Regions from separate parts of the Homo sapiens genome. Here region 1 is linked to region 2. The links are chromatin loops, found by intact Hi-C in ENCODE. Cell type or tissue: pancreas. All regions are shown on one strand.

Evidence for each region. A loop is a pair of places that touch in the nucleus more often than their neighbours do. Peaks named below come from ENCODE experiments on the same cell type or tissue, not always from the same donor. Only the 100,000 strongest peaks of a DNase experiment are listed, where the experiment ranks them.
Region 1: it touches region 2 in a loop (4-fold over the local background); 1 of 110 quality-filtered maps calls a loop at or near these places.

Annotation. Positions count from the first base shown.
Region 1 is chr16:75,412,864-75,417,863 of GRCh38, forward strand. CFDP1 (craniofacial development protein 1) reads right to left here. Exons shown (of 7, transcript NM_006324.3): 2 at 1,715-1,832. Among named protein-coding and RNA genes, the nearest start is that of CFDP1, 18 kb to the right of the region's middle. In pancreas, no CTCF peak of the experiment used is centred here; no DNase peak of the experiment used is centred here.
Region 2 is chr16:74,996,855-75,001,854 of GRCh38, forward strand. ZNRF1 (zinc and ring finger 1) reads left to right here and starts at 2,170. Exons shown (of 5, transcript NM_032268.5): 1 at 2,170-3,241. The coding sequence starts at 2,818. RefSeq lists silencers at 1,962-2,481, 2,882-3,191 and an enhancer at 3,982-4,041. In pancreas, a CTCF peak has its summit at 1,787 (motif pointing right); DNase peaks (open chromatin) are centred at 1,797, 2,117, 2,537 and 3,037; H3K4me3 peaks cover 2,258 bases; H3K27ac peaks cover 2,506 bases.

The DNA.
Region 1 (5,000 bases), 420 kb after region 2:
GGGACTACTGGTTAATATACTGAAGTGAGTAGAAGAGTTAAGCTGAAATTTTATAGAAGAAAAAAAAAGAATTGAAAAAAAAAAAAACTGAGCTCTTAGTGCTAACTTTTCTCCAATCACTTAAAATCAAAGTATAGCGTTCTCCTTCTAAATCAGGACCAGCTGTTTTCACAAAGAAAACATCCAAATCACCTAATCACAGAATTAATCTATCCAGAAAGAATATTCTAAGAACATATTATATGTGCCAGACATTGTTGACTTTTTAAAGCTACTCCATTTGTAGAACAAGTTCTATTTAGAAGAGCCTCAACTTTATTTGCACTATTTCTTCCAAGAGTTCTCAAGGAAAAAGAAAAAAATCCATGTTTCTTCCCACTTTCGGAAGAACTGAGAGCTGGAACATAGAAAAATTCAAGGACAGGCCAGGCGCAGTGGCTCACACCTGTAATCCCAGCACTCTGGGAGGCCAAGGCCCACACAGAGATTCCACTACCTTTTTTCTCTTTTACTTCATATAAACTTTCATCACAACAAGATGAGAAAATTAGCCGGGCATGTTGGTGGGTGCCTATAATCCAGCCACTCGGAGGCTGAGGCAGGGAACTGAACCCAGGAGGCGGAGGTTGCATTGAGCAGAGATCACGCCACTGCACTCCAGCCTAGGCAACAGGGCGAGACTCTGTCTCAAAAAAAAAAAAAAAAAAAAAAAATTCAAGGACAAAAAAACTGGGCCCAAGACTTATAAGAGTATATTGCTTCTTAGACTATTTTGACTTTAGGTGAATCAATCTAATATCTACATTCTTTTTTCTTTTTCATAAATGATAATCTGCTTTTTGCTTCAATGCCCAGGAAGACAGAAACACCCAAGTGAGGTAAAAGACTTCTATGGAAGATGCCCTTATCTAAGTTAAATAACCTGTCAGAATTTTCATAATTTTCATGGGAAAAGAAGCCCATACCAGGCCTATGCCAGGCAATGGGCTAATATCTGTATTTTTAAAATTTAATTGCATATATAACCTTAGATCAAACAATTCCACTTCTAAATGTTACATTTACAGATATATTTATACATGTATACATTATATACATTTATATATTTATGTATACTTTGTATACATGTATACAAAGAATATTCACTGCACTCTTCTTTGTTGTAGTAAAGACTAGATACAATCTAAACATCCCTCGATACAGGAAAGCCTAAATAAAGTAAGGCCTATTCACATAACGTAATACTATGAAAAGGAGGAGATACTGCCATGGTACTATCTCCAAGATGTGAAATAAAGAGAAATGAAAATGAGAAAGTGAGTATGCTACTATTTATATTTTTTTTCTAAAAAAAAAATGAAGAAAATATAGACATATATGCATTTGCATGCACAGACTATCTCTGGTAGCATAGTTCTTCAGAGGCAAAGCAACAAGGTCTAGGAACAGGGTAAACATCTTTTCAGGGACTGAATTTTCTGTTCTAACCATATGTACATATTACCTATTAACATTTTCTTTACATTAAAGCTCAAAATGTTTAAAGCTTTCCAGAGACCAAGAAGTTAATCCTAAAATAACAGCAAATGTTTCCCTCAAAGAGAAAAGGGTTAGAAACTCTGGCTTCATTAAATCTATCATGAGACCAATCTTAGCAATCAGGATGGTTGTGACAATAGCCCCTAACTTCTAAGGGCCTTGAAGGCAGCATCACCTGGCTGGAATGCTCTGGGCCTTTCTTTTTTTCCCTTGGGTTTTCTGTGTCTGCTCTTCACCATCCACTTCATCTTCCTTCACTAATTCATTTACATCATCTTCACTATACTCTCCACCTGAAATCACATAACAGGGTGATCAGACAGGAATAAAGGTTTTCACATCAAGATGAGACATTTTCATTAATACAAGCTTTCACACCGAGACATTTTCATTAAGAAAAAGTGAATTTTCCCCTACTCTTCACCTAACGAAAACATCATTTCCTTGGGGAAGTCTTCTCTGCCCCTGAAGACTACCCTACGTTCTTCTATCGTAGGCTTCCATGGCAGTCTCTATTTCCCCTCCAAAACTCATCCCACTTATATTTAATGTTGGTAATTTCTGCTGTGCTGTATACTCCAAGAGGACATAAACCCTGTTCATTGTGACTTTTAAGTATTCACTAAATGAATGAGTGAATGAACAGAAATTTCAATTCTACTAATGTGTTTCTCAAAGAAGAAACTGATGCACTACCTCATCTTGGGTATCTTTCAAATCTAATTTAAAAAACACTTTGTCTTCTCAATAAAAGAAGTTTAAAAGGAAACCTAAAGACTTCCAGTTAAACATAGCAGAAAGAACAAACACACCCATGTCCCATTGTCAGACACTGACATTCAAGGGTCCCCAACAAAAGAGTGTTGCTTGGATGTCTGACCACATGCTGTGGGTACCAGTCAATAAACCAACCCTGCCCACACAGAGATTCCACTACCTTTTTCCTCTTTTACTTCATATAAACTTTCAATTGAAGTGTACATACCAAAAAGCACACAAATCTAATATACAGTTCAATGGAATGACACACAGTGAACACACTTGCATAACCAGGGCCCCAGCTCGAGGAACTGAACATTAGCAGCATCCCAGAAGGCCCCCTGTGCTCCCTTCCAGTCACTAACAACTGCCCTACCCCTAAAGGGAACCAATATCCTGACTTCTAAAGTCACGGGTTAGTTTTGCCTGCTTTTCAACTTTCAACAGAAGCCTGCAGTGTGTACTCTTCTGTGTCTGGCTTCTTTTATTCAACATTATGTTTGTGAGAGTCACCCACATTGTTGCAGTGTAGCTGTAGTTTATTCATTCTCACTCCTGAACAGTAAATAGTGTGTCATTGTATGACTATACCATAATCCGTTTATTCATTCTACTGCTGATGCACAACTAGGTTGTTTCCAATTTGGAGTCATTACAAACAGTACTGTTGTGATACTCCTGTGCATCCAATCAGCTTTATTTATTTATTGAGACGGAGTCTTGCTCTGTCACCCAGGCTGGAGTGCAGTGGCGCGATCTTGGCTCACTACAACCTCTGCCTCCCAAGTTCAAGCGATTCTCCTGCCTTGGCCTCCTGAGTAGCTGACATTACAGAAGTGTGCCACCACACCCAGCTGATTTTTATACTTTTAGTAGAGATGGGGTTTTATCATGTTGGCCAGGCTGGTTTTGAATTCTGACCTCAGGTGATCCAGCCGCCTTGGCCTCCCAAAGTGCTGCGATTACAGACAGGAGCCACCGCACACGGCCTCCAATCAGCTTTTAAATACTTCACTTATAATGTACCAAGGACCACCAAACACTTGAGAAAAGCCTCCAATATGAAAGGCAAGATTCAAGACAAACAGAAAGGAATTCAGAGGAAACAAAATTAGTGCAGAAAGAGGGGATGGGGAGGGGGACAGATTAAAAACTTAAGGAAAAAGGATTTGTAATTAATATCCTGAAAGAGGTAAGAGAAACTGTGGCATCCATGGAATAAAAATAAGACTTTTAAAATAATTCAGAAAAATGAAACAAACAAAAAAGCTCGTAAAAACTAAAACAATGATAAAAGAGATTTAAAAAAAAAAAAAAAAGGTAAACCAGTGGCTCACGCCTATAATCTCAGCCCTTTGGGAGGCCGAGGCAGGTGGTTCGCCTGAGCCCAGGAGTTGAAGACCAGCCTGGGCAACTGTGAAACCCTGTCTCTACAAAAAAATACAAAAATTAGCTGGGCTTGGTGGTACACACCTCTAGTCTAAGCTGAGGCAGAAAGATCACTTGAGCCTGGGAGGTCAAAGCTAGAGTGAGCCAAGATCACACCACTGCACTCCAGCCTGGGTAACAGAGCAAGACCCTGTCTCAAAAAAATAAATACATAAATTAAAAAATTTTTTAAAGGCGATGAGAAGGAGCCAGCTGTGTGAAAATCTGGAGAATAAGCATTTGAGGCTGAGGTGGAAACAATCAATATCCAAAATGGAATTCTGTTTGACATCCCAAACACCAAGGGCTAAGTGACAGTGTTTCATGAAGAGAGCAGTGAGTTCCTGCTTAAGACAGCAATCTGAACATAGAAATGTAATTTTACTTCCTCCTGAACCTAGTGAGACCCCATATCTAAAAAAAATTTTTAAACATTAGCCAGGCATGGTGGAGAATGCCTATGGTCCCAGCTGCTTGGGAGGCTAAGGGGAGGATCACTTGAACCCAGGAGGTCAAGGCTGAAGTGAGCCATGAACACGCTACTGCATTCCAGCCTGGGTGACAGTGAGACCCTGTCTCAAAAACAAAAACAAAAACAAATACCACCCCAAAATACAAAGAAACACAAATGTATTTACCTTTTTATCCAGCAGTCCCACTTCTATCCCAGAATATATAATAGTTTATTCACTCAGTACTGTTTGTAATAACAAAAAATTAGAAACAACTCAAGTTGTCTCACAGTAAGTGACTGGCTGAAAATGCTATGGTCCATCTAAATAATGGAATACCACAGTCATTACAATGCAATGTGTAAAATTTCTATGTATTTACCTCCAAGATATACTCTTAAGTTAAACAGAAAAAAAAGGAGAGGAAAAGCAAAAGAACAGTGTATGAAATATGCCAGCTCTGGATGAGGAAAAAGGAAGAATTAAGAATATGCTTATATTTGTTTGTATATGGAAAAAGCGACACTAGAAGGATAAACAAGAAACTAATGAAAACAGCTCCTTATAAGGGTCAGGATAAAACAGAGTAGAAGCAAGAGTTCACTGTGTTTATCTCTCTACAGAACTTTGAAAATCTCTTAAATTCAAAAGTTTGAATAAATAAACATAACTGTATACCAAAATGATAACATAACCACATAAACAAAAGATCTATTCCCAGGACTTTAAAAACAGTATTCTGACTATACATCTTCATCAAGATGCATTCCAAAGACAAAAAAAAAAAAGTTCTACTCTGTGTAGTAACATCAATGCTGGTAT
Region 2 (5,000 bases):
TATACACATACTCATATAGGCACCTACAGATAATTTATTAGATGTTGGCACATTTTGTTTCTTCCTATTTTTACTTCTCTTGCAAAAATTCTTACTTCTACAGGGCTGTTTGCTCACCTCCAGGTATTTCATGCTTGCAAATAGGTTTCCTCCTGTTTCCAGGCTGGCCACAATGGAACAATCAATACCTGTGACGGGCTAGCCTTGCTCTTTTTGGTTTTCTTTTAATATTTCTGAACATCCTGTTTTGGTCCCCCAGTTTAGAAGTATCTGGGGTCATTTAATAGGTGGAAGTCAGCTAAGCCAGGGACTGTGTGATACTCACAGCCAGCACCTAGCACTTGATAAATAGTTGTTCAGCAGTCACAGTGGCTCATGATGTAATCCCAGCACTTTGTGAAGCCGAAGTGGGAGGACTGCTTGAGGCCAGGAGTACCGGCCTGGACAACATGGGGAAACTCCCATCTCTACTATATATGTATGTATATACACATATATATATATCATATGTATATTTTGAGACAGTCTCGTTCTGTTGCCCAGTCTGGAGTGCAGTGACGCGATCTCAGCCCATTGCAACCTCTGTCTCGCGGGTTCAAGCCATTCTCCTGCCTCAGCTACCCAAGTAGCTGGGATCACAGGCGTGAGCTACCACACCTGGCTAATTTATTTATTTTTTATTTTCATTTTTTTTTAGTAGAAATGAGGTTTCACCATGTTGGTCAGGCTGGTTGCAAACTCCTAACCTCAGGTGATCCCCTGCCCCATCTCCCCCCACCCCCCCACCCCCAGCCTCCCACAGTGCTGGAATTACAAGCATGAGCCACCGTGCCCGGCCTGATTTTGAAATTTTTAACAGACTTTTACTCGGGAGGCTGAGGCAGAAGAATCACTTGAACCTGGAAGGCGGAGGTTGTCCAGCCTGGGAGGAGCAAGGCTCCGTCTCAAAAAAAAAAAAAAAGAAAAGAAAAAAAAGAAAAAGAAAAACAGGGCGGGCGCGGTGGCTCATGCCTGTAATCCTAACACTTTGGGAGGCCAAGGCAGGTGGATTACCTGAGGTCAGGAGTTCAAGACCAGCCTGGCCAATACGGTGAAACCCCGCCTCTACTAAAAATACAAAAAATTAGCCAGGTGCAGTGTGGCATGTGCCTGTAATCCCAGCTACTCGGGAGGCTGAGGCAGGAGAATCACTTGAATCCGGGAGGCGGAGGTTGCGGTGAGCCGAGGTTACGCCACACCACTCCAGCCTGGGTGACAGGGCGAGATTACGTCTCAAAAACAAAAACAAAACAAAACAAAAAAAACAGTTGTTCAATAAATGAATGTGAATATAGGAGAAAGACGGCTTGAGGTAGCAAAGGAACACTCCCTTGCAAATGATTCAGGCTTGGTCAACAATACACCTATTGAGTACCCACCGTGTCCTTGGCCCGTGGTGAGGGCCGAAACACAGCACATGGTAAACAAAACAGGGCTCCAGCCTTGGACAGAAGGTTTCTATAATCACTTCTAGCTGCGTTGTTCTATTTCCATACCCATATCTATTCACTTTTTATGGTACATCTATTGATTCTGAAAATTACATTTTAGCTAAGGAATCTACTCATTTGCTTAAGCCCAAAATAGGAAGTTATGATCTAGTGTCAGCAAAACGCCGGATTCACAAGTGTCCCCATGGCGCTGTTTACCCCCAAATAACTAAACCCCGCCAAATGTTGAGATTCCGGACGTGAGGGGTGCTTGGATGGGGAACCCCCGAAAGAATGGACATCACGTCCACCAGAGGGTGCTGTGGGGGCAAATTTGTGCCAGGAGGGGAGCTCGACCGGTGACCCTCAGAGCCAGGTAGGCGTAAGGAGTAAATCTCCTTCTTCCCGGTGTTTCCTTCCCACCCCCTCGAACCATTGCTGCCCCTCCCCCATACTTGGTTCCCCCTGAATAATTTGCCACTTTCGGGGACTTAAGAAGTGTTTGCTTTTGAAAGACATCTGGTTTCTGTGGCTAACGCCCAGTGGTCAGGCCGCCCAGGTCACAGGCCGGCCGGGGGCGGGCGGTGGGTGGGGACTGCTGGGGCGTCAGCGGCCCAGGCGCCGCAGGGACCGCGAAAGGGTTAACCCGGCGGGGGGAGGGGGAGGGGGCGCGGGCCGCGCCTGCGCTCTGCCGCCCTCCATTGTCTCCACGGCGGCGAGGAGCGCCGGCGAGCGCAGCCCGGGACCGAGCGGGGCGGCGCGGCTGGCGGGGCCGGCGGCGGCTGAAGCGAGAGCGCGACGCGACGCGACCGCGGCTTCCCGAGCTGCGCCTGGCCGCCCAGCGCCGCGGCCCGCCCGAGGCCTGGAGGGGTCCGGGCCGCCGTCCATGGTCGCGGCGTCCTGAGGCGGGGGACGCGCCCGGCGCCCCCGGCCCTCCTCCGCCTCCTCCCGCGGGGCGGGCGGCCTCCTCCGGCGCCTCCCCGCGCCCGCCCGCCGCTCGCCGCCGCCTCCCTCCCTCCTTCCCTGCGGCTCCCCCGGCTTTCGGAGCCCGGGGGCGGCCTGTGGCGCGCGGAGCCCGCGCCGGACTGCGCCTCTTTGGACCTTGAGGGGAAACATGCGTTTGCCTTGGATCGTTTGAAATTCTGAGTTTGGGATCCCCGCCCGCCCGCCTGCCTCTTCCGCCCCGCGGGTTTTTTCCTTTTTTCCTTTTGCTTTTTTTCCTTTTCTCCCTCCGGGTCTCCTTTTTGACTCCCTCCCCCTTTATGCTCGCCCAGCCCTCCCCCTGCTGCTGAGAAGTGGGGGAGGGTCTCGGCCTCCAGGTTCCCGCCCCACCGGGGCCCGGGCGAGCATGGGGGGCAAGCAGAGCACGGCGGCCCGCTCCCGGGGCCCCTTCCCGGGGGTCTCCACCGATGACAGCGCCGTGCCGCCGCCGGGAGGGGCGCCCCATTTCGGGCACTACCGGACGGGCGGCGGGGCCATGGGGCTGCGCAGCCGCTCGGTCAGCTCGGTGGCAGGCATGGGCATGGACCCCAGCACGGCCGGGGGGGTGCCCTTTGGCCTCTACACCCCCGCCTCCCGGGGCACCGGCGACTCCGAGAGGGCGCCCGGCGGCGGAGGGTCTGCGTCCGACTCCACCTATGCCCATGGCAATGGTTACCAGGAGACGGGCGGCGGTCACCATAGAGACGGGATGCTGTACCTGGGCTCCCGAGCCTCGCTGGCGGATGCTCTACCTCTGCACATCGCACCCAGGTGGTTCAGCTCGCATAGTGGTGAGTCCGCGGGTGGTGGAGGCCTCGGAGGGAGGGCGCGCCGGGGCGCCCCAAGCCTTCGCGTGCGTGCCAAGGTTTGGGAATGTAGTGCACGACCGGGATCTGTCTGCATTCCCTTTGGTTCCCGATGCCAAGGGATAAATGGGATACCTACCGTCTGGAAACTAGGCTTTCTGCGAGGCTGCGGAGCCTGGCGATTTAGGGACTCACGGCGTGTGTTCACTTGTGGAAGGGCAGAGCGAAGCCTACCTATTGGAGTTCCATTTATTGGCATCACCCTCCTCAGAGAAGAGGTCGTGTCTGGCTGAGAGCAAGTCAGCCTGGGTACTTCCATTCTGCCACTGCAGCACTGTGCCTGCCTCACCGGTAACGGAGAGATGGAGCCAGTTGGAGCAAGCAGTGTCTCCTAAACAGAGTGTGTGAAAATGAAATAAAATCAGGGGCAAGTGATGCCTGGATTAGGGCTCTCACTCTTGCTGGGAGAGAGAGGTGCCCAGTTTTGCCACCCTGCTGGAGATCTGTTTGAAATGTTTAAAATGGAGCAGCCGGCAGGCGGCTGGCATAGACAGGTGTGGCTGCTGTACGGAGGGCCCAGCCGGCGAGTCTCGCGGGGGCTTTGCAGGACCCGGGCTGTGGTCACCCGTACTGCATGCAGCAGGCTTGGCTCCGCGACTCTCGCCTCCCTCCATCTTTTTTTCTTCTGCTCCATGCTAAGTGCTTGGTCTTCCCGTGAATCTGCATCTTTTTGTAACAGGGAGCCTGTCACGGTGGGGCATTATTGCCTGGCTGTTGGCACATGACTGGGGAAAAGGAGGATTCAGAGAATCTGGATGAATTCATTTTATGAACTTCTGGTGACAGGCCAGCAAAAGGTTGGAGGGGGATTTCCCAGGCTCCTAGCGGGAGGGCAAAAAAGGCCTGGCAGGAGGAAAACAGGTCTGTCTGCTAGGTCAGGCATCTAGAAAATTGGCCAAAAGGGATGTGGGGGCCGCTATTTGCTAATTGGCAAGTTGAGTGATGAAGTTACATCTTAAGATTCTTTTGGGTGAGTTGGGAAAATTTAGATAGTGTAGGGGAAAGATTGCTCCTGCCTTTAGGGTACTTTATGGAGGGTAATATCTGTTGGATCACTCTTTTAACTACTGTGAAATAGGGTTGACTTTTGGGGTATCTCTTTCCCCCCCCCTGCAAATAGCCTGGGGTTTGTTTTCATTTGGTTTGGTTTTTTGTCAATTCTGTAAACTTTAATTTGTGAAATAGTGTTGGGGGAGAAACGATTAGTGACTAATTTAGGGTAACACTTAGAAGTAGCTTGTGAATTGTTAGGATGATATTTTAATCTCTGACAGACCTCCGGATATCATTGGAGCTTTTCTGACCTCATGGAACTCTGCCCTGAGTGAGAAGCAGGACATGATTGCCTTTGGCTCTTTCAGGCATTTGATCAAAATTAGGCATTTTGAAATTAATAATTTTTCCTATGGAATTTAGTCCAGAGAGTTAGCCATATTTTTGAGATGACTAGTTTGGTGTTTAAAAGAACTGTAATGAGCATCTGGTTTTGAACTTAAAAGTACTGTAAGAAGTTTCTCTAAAATCACAGAATTTTTTGTGTTGAAAAACATATGAGATATGTAGGGAGGAAGAAAGGGAGTGCTTTTTTTGCTAAAATTTCTTAAGCCTCTTACTAAAAATTTATTTATTATGCTACTACCAGGTTCCATGCTACAGTTATGAGCTTGTAGTTGGATTCCAGAAT